Linked DNA regions of Homo sapiens: all the other regions are linked to region 5. The links are chromatin contacts, found by Hi-C or POLR2A ChIA-PET in ENCODE. All regions are on one chromosome and are shown on one strand. Each heading gives the region's core, a stretch centred on a gene start or an enhancer-like site at or near the end of the contact. The rest is flanking DNA. Distances are from core to core; before and after follow the strand shown. Region 1 overlaps TANK-AS1 (TANK antisense RNA 1). Region 2 holds the start of LINC01806 (long intergenic non-protein coding RNA 1806). Region 3 has its middle 83 kb from the start of TANK-AS1. Region 4 holds the start of PSMD14 (proteasome 26S subunit, non-ATPase 14). Region 5 holds the start of MARCHF7 (membrane associated ring-CH-type finger 7).

Evidence for each region. A loop is a pair of places that touch in the nucleus more often than their neighbours do. ChIA-PET counts read pairs that join two places held with the same protein, here RNA polymerase II (POLR2A). Pooled maps may share reads with other maps.
Region 1: a pooled map shows a loop between it and region 5 (4-fold over the local background). The contact joins the enhancer-like site here to the promoter of MARCHF7 in region 5. A Hi-C loop is called at or near these places in 1 of 37 single-sample maps with no recorded cell type and 2 of 50 pooled maps. POLR2A ChIA-PET finds 5 or more read pairs at or near these places in 1 of 52 experiments (activated B cell).
Region 2: a map of CD4-positive, alpha-beta memory T cell shows a loop between it and region 5 (19-fold over the local background). The contact joins the promoter of LINC01806 here to the promoter of MARCHF7 in region 5. A Hi-C loop is called at or near these places in 2 of 168 maps with a recorded cell type or tissue (CD4-positive, alpha-beta memory T cell and naive thymus-derived CD4-positive, alpha-beta T cell) and 7 of 50 pooled maps. POLR2A ChIA-PET finds 5 or more read pairs at or near these places in 1 of 52 experiments (CD4-positive, alpha-beta T cell).
Region 3: a map with no recorded cell type shows a loop between it and region 5 (7-fold over the local background). The contact joins the enhancer-like site here to the promoter of MARCHF7 in region 5. A Hi-C loop is called at or near these places in 1 of 168 maps with a recorded cell type or tissue (naive thymus-derived CD4-positive, alpha-beta T cell), 1 of 37 single-sample maps with no recorded cell type and 6 of 50 pooled maps.
Region 4: a loop to region 5 is called in a map of CD8-positive, alpha-beta T cell, with 10 times the contacts of the local background. The contact joins the promoter of PSMD14 here to the promoter of MARCHF7 in region 5. A Hi-C loop is called at or near these places in 3 of 168 maps with a recorded cell type or tissue (CD8-positive, alpha-beta T cell and naive thymus-derived CD4-positive, alpha-beta T cell) and 13 of 50 pooled maps.

Annotation. Positions count from the first base shown.
Region 1 is chr2:161,102,882-161,105,581 of GRCh38, forward strand. The region is part of intron 2 of TANK-AS1 (TANK antisense RNA 1); the gene reads right to left. Among named protein-coding and RNA genes, the nearest start is that of TANK-AS1, 56 kb to the right of the region's middle. RefSeq lists a silencer at 1,584-1,653. Within about 2 kb of position 1,435, at least 2 of the 41 ENCODE cell types and tissues checked have a DNase peak (open chromatin) inside an H3K27ac peak, as active enhancers do.
Region 2 is chr2:161,243,397-161,246,096 of GRCh38, forward strand. LINC01806 (long intergenic non-protein coding RNA 1806) reads left to right here and starts at 1,343. Exons shown (of 2, transcript NR_110164.1): 1 at 1,343-1,499. All of the region lies in intron 3 of PSMD14-DT (PSMD14 divergent transcript), which reads right to left. RefSeq lists enhancers at 1,132-1,191, 1,139-1,639 and a silencer at 1,622-1,731.
Region 3 is chr2:161,076,372-161,079,071 of GRCh38, forward strand. No RefSeq gene overlaps it. Among named protein-coding and RNA genes, the nearest start is that of TANK-AS1, 83 kb to the right of the region's middle. Within about 2 kb of position 1,285, at least 11 of the 41 ENCODE cell types and tissues checked have a DNase peak (open chromatin) inside an H3K27ac peak, as active enhancers do.
Region 4 is chr2:161,307,130-161,309,829 of GRCh38, forward strand. PSMD14 (proteasome 26S subunit, non-ATPase 14) reads left to right here and starts at 1,296. Exons shown (of 12, transcript NM_005805.6): 1 at 1,296-1,475. RefSeq lists an enhancer at 1,164-1,623.
Region 5 is chr2:159,711,158-159,713,857 of GRCh38, forward strand. It overlaps MARCHF7 (membrane associated ring-CH-type finger 7), which reads left to right and starts at 1,349. Exons shown (of 12, transcript NM_001282805.2): 1 at 1,349-1,449. It also overlaps a transcript of BAZ2B not described here. RefSeq lists silencers at 798-1,307, 1,828-1,947 and enhancers at 924-1,590, 1,358-1,637.

The DNA of each region.
Region 1 (2,700 bases), core at 185-2,684, 1.4 Mb after region 5:
ATGATTGAGAGTATAGTATCAAAAGACTGACAAGAAGTAAACTCTCATGATGAGAATTTACAGCATTCCAGAAAAAAAAAAAAAAAGCAGTGAAGCCAGATGTCAAAATATGTATTTAGTGACTCATAAAATTTCATTGCCCCAGAGTGAAAAAAAGAAATATCACAGTTAGGCAACATTTTCAGCAGATGCCCCTAAAATACTTCTAACTTTAAAATAGTTCTTCAAATCTTCTTGAAGTGCTTCCTATTCATTTATAGTTCTCTTATTTTATTGATGTCTTTCTTACCACTGTCCTACAGGATTAGGAGTGAATCCAGGAGCAGAAGAAATTGAGAAAAACTGAATGTCAGGTTCACTATGCCCTGCTTAGCCTCATCCAACTCAAACTTGCTATCCATGTAGTCAGATGGGGTAAGCTGGGGGATAAAATGAGAAATAGAAATGGATCCATTTTAATCATATTCCTCTCCTCTACCTTTGTGAAAAGCAGTCTACAAGATACCCCTCTTACATTTAATGTTTTAACATTATTTTTAAAATCTCAAAAGGAAAATAACACTGAGTATTTCACACAGGAGAAACTGAAGAAAACTCCAGGCATGAAGACTTTATACTCAAGTAAAAGAGGAGAACAAAGGCCAAATCTGTCCACAGTGACATTTTGTTAGCTGGCGTGCCTTTCAACAGAGTTTCATTCTCCAGTTTGCCACAATCCCCATCACTACTTATATTGTATAAGCCGCTTCACACTTCACATTCACCTTACCTATTAGTTCCTGTATGCATTGCAGACTTTGACCCCTGCAAGTGAAGATTTATCTTCATCTACTTTTACACACTCAGCTTTGGCAGAGGTCTTTAAAGTCCATCTTCTAGAACAACCGTCCATTTGATAATTAGATTCTCTAATACATTTCTGGCTAGCTTTTTGCACGTCAGAAACACCAGAAGAACTAAAAATAATAATAAAATAAAAAAATAAAAAAAAATGCCTGAGCCCCATCCCTGACCTACTGAATTAAAATATTGAAGGATGCAGGGGGAGGGGGTTGGGGAGAGTTCTAAGTATCTATGCAGGTGAATCTGATGAGCAGCTAGGGGTTACAAACTATTTATTATATCTAATCATGAAGAACTCACAGTTTTTAGATAACAATGTAAGAAAGTTCTTTCCTCAGGCAAGTCTTAGTGCTCAGACTAGAGATAGAGAAGAGTTACCTGCCTCTCAGCCCTGGGGTGGTTTGACAGTATATCAGAGAGCCTTGTCAAAACTCAGAGGGGTTTGTTATAGAAACGAGCCTTCACTTCTTTCACTGCCTGCCATATGTTTCATTCCCTGCTGGCTCGATTCTGAGAACATTTTCCATATCTATGTCCATGTGAAAGCTAAAGCTACCTATTCGGGTGTTGCAGCTGTCACCAACAATATCCTGGTGATGGGATGAAATAGATTTTGCTTCAGAAACTATGAAAAGAAAGTCGGTGTGCAGAAATGACACATTATGAAACGATGAAGTATAACATCTGGCTCAGAAGTGAGTCAGACAGGTGCCATTAATGAGACAAACAGGAAGCTTCTTTATTAAAAGCAAAGTTAAATTTTGAGGCTATTTTGGACTCTCTCTATATACAGGTCTATTAACCAATTCAGTTGAAATAGCTTTACAGTGGATTTGACCAGATGTTTGGCTGCATTAGCTGAAATCACTGGTTATTATAATATAGCAAAGATTCATCCCACATAATTGCCCACAGGAATTTAATAGCCATAGGTTAAAAAATACATCATTATCGGGCCGGGCGCAGTGGCTCATGCCTGTAATCCCAGCACTTTGGGAGGCCGAGACGGGTGGATCATGAGGTCAGGAGTTCAAGACCAGCCTGGCCAAGATGCTGAAACCCCATCTCTACTAAAAATACAAAAATTAGCTGGTCATGGTGGCACACACCTGTAATCCCAGCTACTCGGGAGGCTGAGGCAGAAGAATCACTTGCACCCGGGAGGCAGAGGTTGAAGTGAGTCAAGATCATGCCACTGCACTCCAGCCTGGGCGACAGAGCAAGACTCTGTCTCAAAAAAAAATCATTATTATACCAGGTCAAAATTGTACAACAGTTTACACCTTTCAAAGCACTCGCTCACAAATAATCTCATGGAAACTTTAAAGAAACCCTTTTGTCAGGTGATAATAAACCCATATAACAAATGAAGAAACAGAGACTCCTGTCCCATGACTTGCCCAAACTTATTCAAGTAGGATCACAGCTGCACAGACCCCACATTCTCCAAACCTAAGGTCAAGGCTCAAGCTCTGAGGATCTTCAGGATTTTAAACTACAAGAGGAAGCTTTAAGAAACAAACAAACAGAAACCTTAACCAATATAAACCTAACCACGATTCTGGAAAACCAGGGGCTGAACAGGAAGAAATGTAGGAAAGAAAAATGTGAGAAACATCTAGCCCTGGATGCCAAGGCTGCAGACTTGCTAGTTTTCAGACTGAATCCTAACATACTGCTGGTACATACACATCTGCAAGCTATTCCCAGGCCCATCAACAGCTCCCTATCAAAGTCACAGGTGTAGGGTAGAAAACAGCAGAATGAAACCACCTTATGGTTGTGCAGCACTTTAATCATCTACACAAAAGAGATAAGACACATTTCCCTGCCACATAAATATTGGCTAAGGAACAC
Region 2 (2,700 bases), core at 93-2,592, 1.5 Mb after region 5:
TCTGAAAACAGCACTCATTAGACAAATAGTTTCTCCATTTGCAGCTGTTAAATAGCTCTACCCGCCAGTGATAAAGGGGCATCCTGTGTGGGTGTACTCAGACCTCTTCAAGCAACTGGCTTAAAAGGAAGGCTAGCTCACTGGGGATCCAAAGTATCAGTAAGGGTGATAAAGCTTGCTTGAAAAAGCTCTCTCTAACTGGGGCTGGGGAAGCAATGCAAGCAGCAGGCTTTCTCCAGAAAGCAGCTTTCTAACTCCTCACCCTCTCACACACACTTCAATATACAAAGACCCACTGTTTTGTTGCGTTTTTCCTGAGGTTTTACCTTTGGCACTGCAAAAGCCTTTTCTTTCAGCATCTGCAAGACCCTATTGGATGAGATCTATTTCTAGGTTAAAGCCTTTGATACATTTCAAAGCAGACTTTGCCTTTAAAGTTCTCAACTCAACTCTTTTTTTTTTTTCAAAATATACTAAATACCAATGGGTAACGTGGCTCTATAGTCAAGGTTTAGAAAAAATATATGCACTAATGCCGACATGGGAACCACTGTAACTGACATTCCACTTGCAGACATGCTAGGGTACGCTCTACCGGCTAGGGAGGGAGGGTTTCTGTGGGCCAGACCCAGTCAGCCAACCTTAGGAAAGGAACCCGGCTCCATTTCCTAGTGAAGTGGCAACAATGACTGTCATTTCCTCCTCAAATATAATGTAAGGACATTTCCAAGTCGCTTCAGTCATTTCTTCCTCCTCCACCCTACCATGTGCTTACAAAAGTATGCTGTAGGAGAAACTCAATTTCTTTTTCCAGGCAAGGTTCCATTAAACATGTCCCCAATAACCTGATTACATCAGACAATGAGCCTTCCTTCTTATATGATTTCTTCAGCAGAATGTTTTTTAGTTAGAATTGCCAGATTTAGCCAATAAAAATACAGGATGCCCAGTTAAATTTTTTGAATTTCAGGTAGATAACAATTTTTTACTCTAAGAATGCCCCATGCAATATTTGGCAACCCTATTTTTAACATCACATAGACTATATAAATATGAAGCTGAATCTTAGCAGATTCTCTCCTAGTTTGGGGCTGGGGAAGTGGTTAGGTGTGGAGCTAATATTTACTCTTTTTCCGCCCGTAATTTTCTTTCTTCCGTTCTCCTTCCGCAAGGAACGTCTTGGGGCTTCTCGAACATCTCTCAGCATTTACTGTACGCCCCCCTCCCCTCGCTTTTGCTGATAAAATGGTTGGTGTTGTGTTTAAAGTGTTTATAAAGTCTCCTCCGTGATAACGCGAGCGTTTAAGAGAGAGAATTCTAGGCACACCTCTTCCTCCCCTCCAGAGTGCCCCGGCGTCTTTCTAGCCTCCGCCTCCAGGCGGGTGAGGAGGTGACACCTGAGAATTCCTCCCTCTCACCCCTGACCCTGCCGGAAAGCGAAACTGAGATGCGGGCATTGGGCCCTGGGAAGCGTGGGGAAGGGGAAAGGAGAAAGCCAGGTGGGTTTTTAGGTCCCTTCCAGTGCCACACTGCGGGGCGTTGAGGGGCCGCTCGAGGCAGGCCCTTCCATGAGGCCTGGACTGGAGGCCTTCTCTAGCCGCCGGCGCTGGCCTGGGCCGCCTGCCGCCACGCAGGGGCCGCGCGCCTGGGCCCCAGGGCCCCTTTGCCGGCGGGAGGCCGGGGGGACCGACTGCTCTTGGCGCCCGGGGTCGGGGGAGGCCGGGAAACCTCGGCTCCCGGGCGACAGGCACCCAGGCCCTTCTCAGCCCCCCGGCCGCGGCCGCGCCGGGCCTCGCTTCAGCCGGGCGATTCTTCCCCTCATTTGTTGCATTGTTTGCATTAATATGAATATCTTGTTCTGTTTGTTTTGTCTCCTGAGAGCCAATAAAGCTGTGAGTTTTTTCATTACACCAAATGCAGCTCTACGGGCGATCAATCAATGGGTAGTCTTCGGATAATCTGTGAGAGTGAGAAATCTAATAAAGCTAGCGACTAAAAAAGGAAAACAAAATCTATTTTTCTCTTAGGTTAACTACGTCAGGATTAATGTGTTCCACTTCTGCTGCCTGAGGTGGGTTTAACTCTTGTTCTTTCCCCCCCACCCACCCCAACAAATTGATTTAAATGTCAAGATGGGAGGGGAAGAGGGCTGAGGAAAGAAAGAGAAAAGAAAAGGGATGTTTAGGAGCTTCTTAAATTTTCTGATGGTTGGCCGATTCTTTCAAGAAGAGGAAAGACAATACTTTCTAACGTCCCAGAAAATCAGAGAAATGGAGGATTCTAACAAAATGTAGTTTGGCAAAGAGGCCCTTCCTCAGTTTTCCGAACAGACAGGAAATGTAAATTGATAATGACGTAAATAAGTGATGATAATAAATCAAGTTATTATTAGTGCCCCCTGCCCCATCACTTGTTTGCTTTTGCTAGATGCTAAACTTAACTCCTCAAATGCATTTTTTGGAAGGCCCCTCAACCATCCTGAGCAATGCAGGAAATAAGAGAAAGATCATCTGCCTGGGCTGCTGCAGTTCTCCTCACAGCACAATGCAACCAAAATCATTTATAAACAGACAAAAATAACAATCTGAATTATCTAACATTAGCAGTTGAACTGAAGAGCCCAAGATTATGTGATGAATTGTTAAATTGCAGTAGCATTGTTTTGGATTGCTAATTAAAAAAAATAAGCAAACCCCATGA
Region 3 (2,700 bases), core at 35-2,534, 1.4 Mb after region 5:
GAGCTGGGAAGCAGTGGAGCTGGTAGGACAGAAATTAGTCAATGATTCTTTTATTCCGTGACTTCTTCCTTCTTCAGGTCTTACTTTTGATTTGCTTTTTGATTAAAGATTTTCTCAAAACAGTGCTAACACATTTAACAATGTGTTAAAACTGCTTGGGTTCTAATCCTGACTCTACCACTTGCCAACTGGGTATCCTTAGAAGTCACACTCTGTAAAGCAGAAACGGTCATAGTACCAATCTCATAGTGTTAATGTGAGAAATAAATCATGTAATAATGTACAGCATTTTTAATATTAGGTGCCATGTAAATGTTTGCTTTTGTTATTGTTCTGTTATTATGTATGGTTTATTTTCTAAGCTGCCCAATATGGAAAAAATCGTGACTTTCTTAGAGCTCTGTTGTGTGGTAGTTGAGTTAAAATATGAAAGACACTTAAAACAATGCCAGGCCAGGCGTGGTCGTTCCTGCCTGTAATCCCAGCACTTTAGGAGGCTGAGGCGATCACCTGAAGTCAGGAGTTTGAGTCCAGCCTGGGCAACATGGCAAAATCCCATCTCTACTAAAAATACAAAAATTAGCTGGGCATGGTGGCAGCCGTCTGTAATCCCAGGTACTCGGGAGGCTGAGGCAGGAGAGTCGCTTTAACTCGGGAGGCAGAGGTTGCAGTGAGCCAAGATCGCGCCACTACACTCCAGCCTGGGTGACAGAGCTCCATCTCAAAACAAACAAACAAACTTTGTATGTCCGTGTGTCAGTGGGGCTCATTCCAACATTTTGCCCCAGCACACTGAGGCGTGAGGCACGCTTCCAGAAGTAGCAGGGGCTACTGGGATATTTTGAGAGTATTTAAATAGTGAGCAGAAGGAACAGATAAGGGGAGAAAGTAGAGAATTAAACATGAGAGAGAACAAAAGAACAATGAAAAGTGTGAGGCCTTGGAAGAACTGTGAGAAATGGAATTCAAAGGGTTATTAAGGAATTAACCTCAGGAAGGAAAAGGAGCACATATTCGTGTGTAATACAGGGTAACAAAGAATGACTAGTGAGAATGAAGATGTTTACAGATTAGTTGGCAGAACTGGGGGAAATTTCTCTCTGGTGACCTCAATTTTCCCTATAAAATAGGAAGTGAAGTCATCTGTTGGACATAGTGAGAGCCAAATTTTGAAGAGAGAATAGAGGAAGTTTGAAATAGTAGCTGCAGAGAAGGGAAGAGATAATGGGACAGGCTTGAAGACCTAAATGACTTTACAATGGTTCAGAACACATGATGTGGCTGTGCGGTTTCCTTTAACACTGCTCAGAAATACTGTATGAGTTCAGGGAAAACAGCTGGGTTGGGGTTTTGCGAGGCTGTCACTATGGAAGGAAATACAGGTTTAAAGATACTGACAAAACAAAGGATGAAGTGATAAACCACAATGTCTAGATTCAGTTGACAAGGAAGATGACGGGGGAGTTGGGAGCAAGAAGTGGGGTTTATTTGGGGACACAGGTGACATTGAAGGATTGGGTGGCAGTAGCCAAATGTGAAGGTCACAAGGCAGTATAACTATGGTCAGAGATTTCCCAACAGTACAGATTTGAATGTAATATTTCAGAAGGTTCTGGATCATGACAGCATCAGGGTGCTGCCCTGGGAGGAGGGGCTGAAGAGAAACACAGTAAAAGTCCCTAGAGATGAGAAAATAAAGAAACTGAGAGGCCAAGCAATTGGATGGTATATTAGTTTGCTAGGGCTTCCCAAGTGCCACAGACTGGGTGGCTTAAACCACAGAAATTCATTTCCTCACAGTTGTGGAGGCTGGCACTCTGAGATCAAGGCGTGAGCAAGGTCTTTCTTCAGAGGCTTGTCTTGGCTTGTCGGTAGCCGTATTCTCCCTGTGCCTTTAAGTGTTCTTTCTTCTCTGTCTGTGAACTAATCTTCCCTTACAAGGACATGGGTCATATTGGATTGAGACCAATCTCCAAAGACTTCATTTAACCTTCATTAACTCTTTAAAGACCCCATTTCCAAATATAGTCATATCCTGGGGCAATAGAACTTAGGACTTCAACATATGAATGGGGATGGAGCTGAAAACACAATTTAGCCCACAACAGAATGGTCATTCAGGAAGAGACAGAGGGCACCCAGAATGGTGGTAAAATGGGTAGAGATGATGAGGGGAAATGAGGTACCCAACTCTTCAGTGTTTAAGGTGGCTAATTAGCTTGTTGCTGTTTCATAGAGTTTGTGTATTCCTCCATATTATTTAGGATTCCAAGCCATTTTTTTGTGCAGTATTTTTTTCATAGACCCATAACCCATGTCAGTTTTTTTGTTGTAGTGTCAATTTTTGTCTTTTACCAAAGACAGGGATTGTGGCTTGTACAACCCTATCCATTCAGCTAAGTGTGAGCCCCTCATTGACTGTGTAGCTGGAAATCTGGCTAAAATGACAAGTACCTGGACAAACATTCGTCATATATGACAGCATAAGACTAACAGAGAATCCACTCTCACTCCACCCCACTCTCACTCCATGGCTAGATTCTCTGACACACTGAACATAGAGCATAAAACAAAGCCTCAACCTACAATGCACACACATACTCCTAGAACTCTTAGAACTTTCCCATTTTCTACCCTTGTCATAATAAAAATGCCTACCATTTATTGAACAAAGCATTGTACAAGGTACTATGCTTTGTG
Region 4 (2,700 bases), core at 46-2,545, 1.6 Mb after region 5:
CACTGCACTCCAGCCTGCGTGACAAAGCAAGACCCTAACTCAAAAATGCATTAATAAATAAATACATATAAAATAAAATAAAATAAAAAAGAAGTGAGGAAGGTCTGAGTTAAGGCCAAAGTGGGGAGTATTTAGAAGGGGAAGTGGTGGATTGGAAAAGCTGTTATGGAGATTACACATTTCATGGTTTCTACAGTGGGGAGAGATGAAAAAGAGGCAAGTGTTCATACTCTTAAGTTTCTGATTAGGAAAATTATTTGGAGGACGGGGCTACTCACCCCCTCCTCCCATAAAAAATGAATAGAGAGGCATAGGTTTGGGGGGGAAGCATAAAGATGTGGATCCAAATATTACCTATGAGTAAAATAATCTTTGTGTTTTTAAAGGTATTAATATCTTAAAGCAATTGTGCTACTCAAATCACAGTTTGGATCCAGGCGCTGTAATCTTTCCTCACCCTCTGTCCAGTAGATTCATCACCATTCTCGATTTAGGAATGCTTTAAAGATGCTTGTTATTTGGAACATATTTGAGAAAGTGACAGGAACGTGGCAAACAAGCTGCCTTAAACAGAGACTGTACCTAGACCTAGAGTGTAATATCAACTTGTCAAGTATATCTTCTGCAACTTTGCTTTTTGAAAGCCTAGCACAAAGTAGATCATGAGTAAAATGTGATTGCCGATAATTACATGGAGAAATGTGAATAAATGACTCTTTAAACCCTGTAAACTAAACTCGGCTTAAAATAGGTGGTTTGAACATTTGGGAAACCTTAGTTTTCCCTGAAATCCAATCCTTGCAAAGCAATAATGACAAGAGGTGGATAAAGCGGACTTACAGAAAAGGGCGTCTTACCGGTCCCCTCTAATCACACCATCCCCCCTCTTTTAAAAAAATTTTCTTCTCAGATAACCAAGTTAAATCTAGCTCAAATGAACCTTTTAGTTTTTGAGGAGGGCAATAATAGTAGTGAACACCAAAACGAAAGGGGATCTGGGCTTCAAAATACTAACAGTTCTATTTCCTAGCCAGTCGTCTCCCGGGCTGGATGTGCCGCCGTCCCAGATCTCAGCGGCGGCCGCAGAGCGCAGAGGTAGGGAGAGAAAAAGGAGGCGTCGGCGGGGCGCGAGCGACCAGGGCGCTAAGTGCCGCCTCACAGTCCTGCCAGAGACAGGAGACGCCGGGCCGCCCGCGCCGTCTGTCCCAAGAGCTCCTCCTGGACATCCGCTTGACTCTCCGTCGTCTCCAATTGGCCGTCGGGGAACGGAAGCCGAAGCAAACTAGTGAACCCGGAAGTGCTTCGCGGCGGAGGCCCGGGCAACTCTTTTGAATGGAATCGGGCTGATTCATCGCCGGTTTGCAGACAGAGCCGCGTCGGGTGTGCGCCGCTGCTGCTGTTGCCTCTGTCTTCGCGTCACCACAGAGGCAAGACAAGGGTCCATATCGCGGCATCCGGCTCCCGCCCGTCTTCAGGTAAGACCCAGAAGGCAGGCCTGGGAGGTCTGGGGAGGCAGCCGTGCTAGGCCGCCGCCAGCCCCGTGCTTTCCTGAGTCACGTTGCCCAGCTGAGTTGCCACAGGAGGCCTGGGCCGCGAGGGAGGAGCCCGGCCTCCTTCATTCTCTTCGCCTGCTCTCAGGGCTCTCTGGCAGGGTCAGGTCTGGATGTCGCCTCCTTTCTCCATTCTTTTCTGTTTGGCCGAATTCACATCATGGGAACCTCTTCCATCTATATAGAGAGAATCCTTGTTTATGGCCTGTTTGTCTGTGCTCTATCCATAGTTGTTAACCGGTCTGCTTTGAAGTTTTTCAAAGCAGACCGGGAAAACAAGGGAGAGAGAGTAGAATTAACTTTCCCATTGAATACGTTTGTTTTATCTCTTGTCCTTCCTGTAAGCCTTAACCCTTTTTCTGTTAGTGTTAGGTTTTCAGCTCCCTCCAAAAAGTAAACAAAAGTCCTGCAGATACACTGCTTTTGGACCTTGAATATCTTAAAAACAAAGTGTGCTACTATGGCTGTTAACTTACTTTCAATATCATACTAATTGAGTAATTGTTGGTAAATTGATTACATTTCTCGTTTTAAGTAAAGTAGAAATCTGCTACCGTATGTTACATCTTGCAACTTAATTTTCCTGGGGATGTAGCTCTGTGTCTGTCAAAAGAAAAAGAATGTAAACTTTTGAGTCTATAAACCTAGTGACTGAAGGAAAAATTCTCGAGAAAATAAATGGTAATATAAGTTGATAAAATATTATGGAAAGGCAGGGGAAAGGGTTTAAAAATGAGCATAAAATAGAGTTATAGTGTGAAAGTGATTTTGTTCCACTGGTCACAAGTGTTTTTTTAGTGCTTCTGACTTAATGTGTTTGAGAAAAGCAGCAAGACATGCACTGATACTGTAGAAATAACAAAAACATGAACACAGTTTTAGTGGAGATGATTAATATAATGGTGGCCTTCCTGTCACGTAAGGCTACCTACCAGCTGACTCATTTGAAGTTTAGAGGTTAAGATATATAGTGGTTCTGAATTAACTACAGTTAAGGTGTGTTTAGTGAAGTGCTATTTAGTGAAAAAGGCTAAATGTTGTCTTGAATTTGTCCCTAAATCTTGCCAAGGGAAGAAAGTTTTCAAGTGATGATCTTTTATTGATGCTTCACCTGTTGACTTTGGGAGTTTTTGGTTTTTTGTTTTTTTTT
Region 5 (2,700 bases), core at 99-2,598:
GTATACATCCGTGTATCTATAACCACAATGCTGCAGGGGCACTCGAACAGGCTGGAAAAGAATTATTTTTCTTTAAAGGGCAAATTAATTTCCTCAAAAGTAATCTCTGTTCACTTTATCCCATACCAGATGCTTATTTTCATTTCATATCCTAAAAGTTAGATTGGCACTTACATGCCAACTTAAAATACCTTTAAGTCTTTAAAATTTATAGTATTTTAGAATTTATCATAGTGAAACATGTACAGTCTGTTAGTCCCCAAGACAATAAAATAAGGATGATAGTGACTGATACTCCATTCCCTTCCGATGTAATGACAAACACGTAGAAACACTGTGTTTCATTTATTGGAATTATTTGGATCCAAAGGATTGCTTTTAATACCTTAACAAAATAGGTCATTAAAAAAAATCAAGTGCCTTTCAGTATTCTTCCAAGTTTCAATAACTGATCTTTTCCATTAAAAAACTTTTGATTCATTATTCCAAATCAACATATCATCTAAATATTTACACATAGTTAGATGTAGCTTTTCCCTAACCTACTCCCTTTTATTTATTAGTACTCATTTACATCTTAGTTTGCCACATTTACAGTTCTTTGAAAGTTTCATCTAATATTCACCAGACCATTCACCTCACAATTTTCCTCCCTCTTTCTAAATAGGTGAATTTGTTTACTGCAAAATCGATGGCTACGCTATTAAAGGTTACTATCACGATTTTAAAAGACATGATCACCATCATTTACCAAGATTCTTACCACAAGGAAATGATCACAAGGTTGGACAAACAGGCTCCAACTCTTAAGGGAAAGGGCTTGCAGTTAGATCACACAGGGCGGGCAGGGAAGCAAGCGGGGAGGGGTAGGTCGGAAAAGGCAGTGCTTGATTCAATTCAACATTCACTGCGCCACTTACCAAGAGCCAGAAAAAGAAAAAAAAAAAAAAAAAAAGCCAACCAGCTGGGCGTTATTTCGAGCACGGGGCCCTGCAGGTGGGCCTGTGGGCGGGGACCCGGCGCCCGGGAGGGAAGGGGCTGGCTCAGAGACTATAGACGGGCGGGGACCGCCCCGGCCCGGGCCTCCAGCGCCCGGCGCCCGCACACTCGCCAGCCCAGCTGCCGGCACGCCGGCCAGCCAGCCGCTGCCGCTTACCAGTGGCGCCTCGCTGACTCCCCGGGGGCAGCTCTTCAACGGTTCCCGCAGTCAGAGCACCACCCCGCGGTGGGGTACCTCCAGCCCGCCCGCAGCTCTCGGTCCCCGCCGCGCCGCCACTCTCGCGAGAAGCCAGGAAGTCCGCGAAGTGGGGGGAGGAGGAGCAGGGAGGGGCACTTAACGGTGGTGGCTGGTTCTGCGCCGGATCCGGGAGAGGGGCGGGCGCCATTGTGCTTCGCTGCCGACTGCATTTCCTCAGTCACGGGCCTAGAACTCCAAGGAGAAAGGCGGCGGTGCGTGTTGCTGCGAGTGGGACGCGCACTGGTCGGTGCCGGCTCAGGAGCCGGGGTAATGAGCTGCGGAGCTAGTTCTTCTCCGTCTTGGGCGCTAGTTCGGGACCAGGCCGCGAGTGGGGGAGGGGAGGAAACGAAGAGGCCTGGGGACGCGGAGGCCGCTTCCTCTCAGGATGAGGTGGAGAAGCTTGGTCCGGGGCCACCGGGGCCAAGGGGCCACAGCGCAGGCCTCCCTTGCCAGGGGCCTTTGGTCGGGTGGTGGAGTTTGTGGCGGGTGCAGGGGACAGATTGTGTGTCTTCCTCAGGGACGTGTGGCGGGTGACGGGAAGAAGCCTGAGCCCTCCTTTGGCGCGGGGCGGCCTCCTCTTGGGCCGTGGGGCGGGGGGTCTTCGGAGCCCTGCGGGCCGCGGGTGTCGCGCGTGAGCTCGCCGGTGAGCGCGGGGCAAAGGCGGGCAGGGCTCCGGCTCGGCCAGCCCGGCCTCGAGTCGAAGTGACTTCGGTAGCCCCTTAGATTCGGCCAAGATTGTCTTATTGGTAACGTCAGTTTTTGAATATCGTGACGCCCTGAGAGTTATTTTTGTGTTGTGGTGAATTGTGGGTTCTGCAACTCGAAGTAGGTGATTGTATTAAAAATGGACCTGTTGGCCTAAGAAGTAAAAATATAGAAGGCGCCGGGAGTAGGAAACTCCCTCATTTTGGTGAAACTGCGTATTGAAGATGTGTGTCCACCCCCTCACCCCAAAATGCTGCACTTAATACTTTTTCTCAAGTACCAAAGTAAATATATTGGGAAAGTCTATCTGGGTAATAAATTCGTCACGACTAATGTTGTTTGTTACTATTAGTTAAATGTGTGAAAACTGAAATTTGGCGAGGTTTTCTCCCCCATTTTGTAGGATTGATTAGCTATTTTTCTGATTACATGTTATTTTAAATCTCCACCTTTCTGTCCAGAACCAAGATGTAGGATTAAAGATGAATTTTCGATTTAAAAATCCAATAGTATACAGTTATTAAGAAGGCACACATGTAGTGTAACTAGATCTTTTACTTGAGGTAGCAAAAAGTTTGTTTGAGAAATGAGGTCAGTATAATATTTTTATTTAACAGCTCTACAGCATTTTGGGAGACAGGACTGGTGCATGAGGCAGTAGCACCAGACTCAGAAGACCTGGGTTTGAGTCTTGATTTTTGCCATAGTTATTTAAGTTCACGAGATTGTCTCAGAAACATGGCAGTTAATTTCTAGAG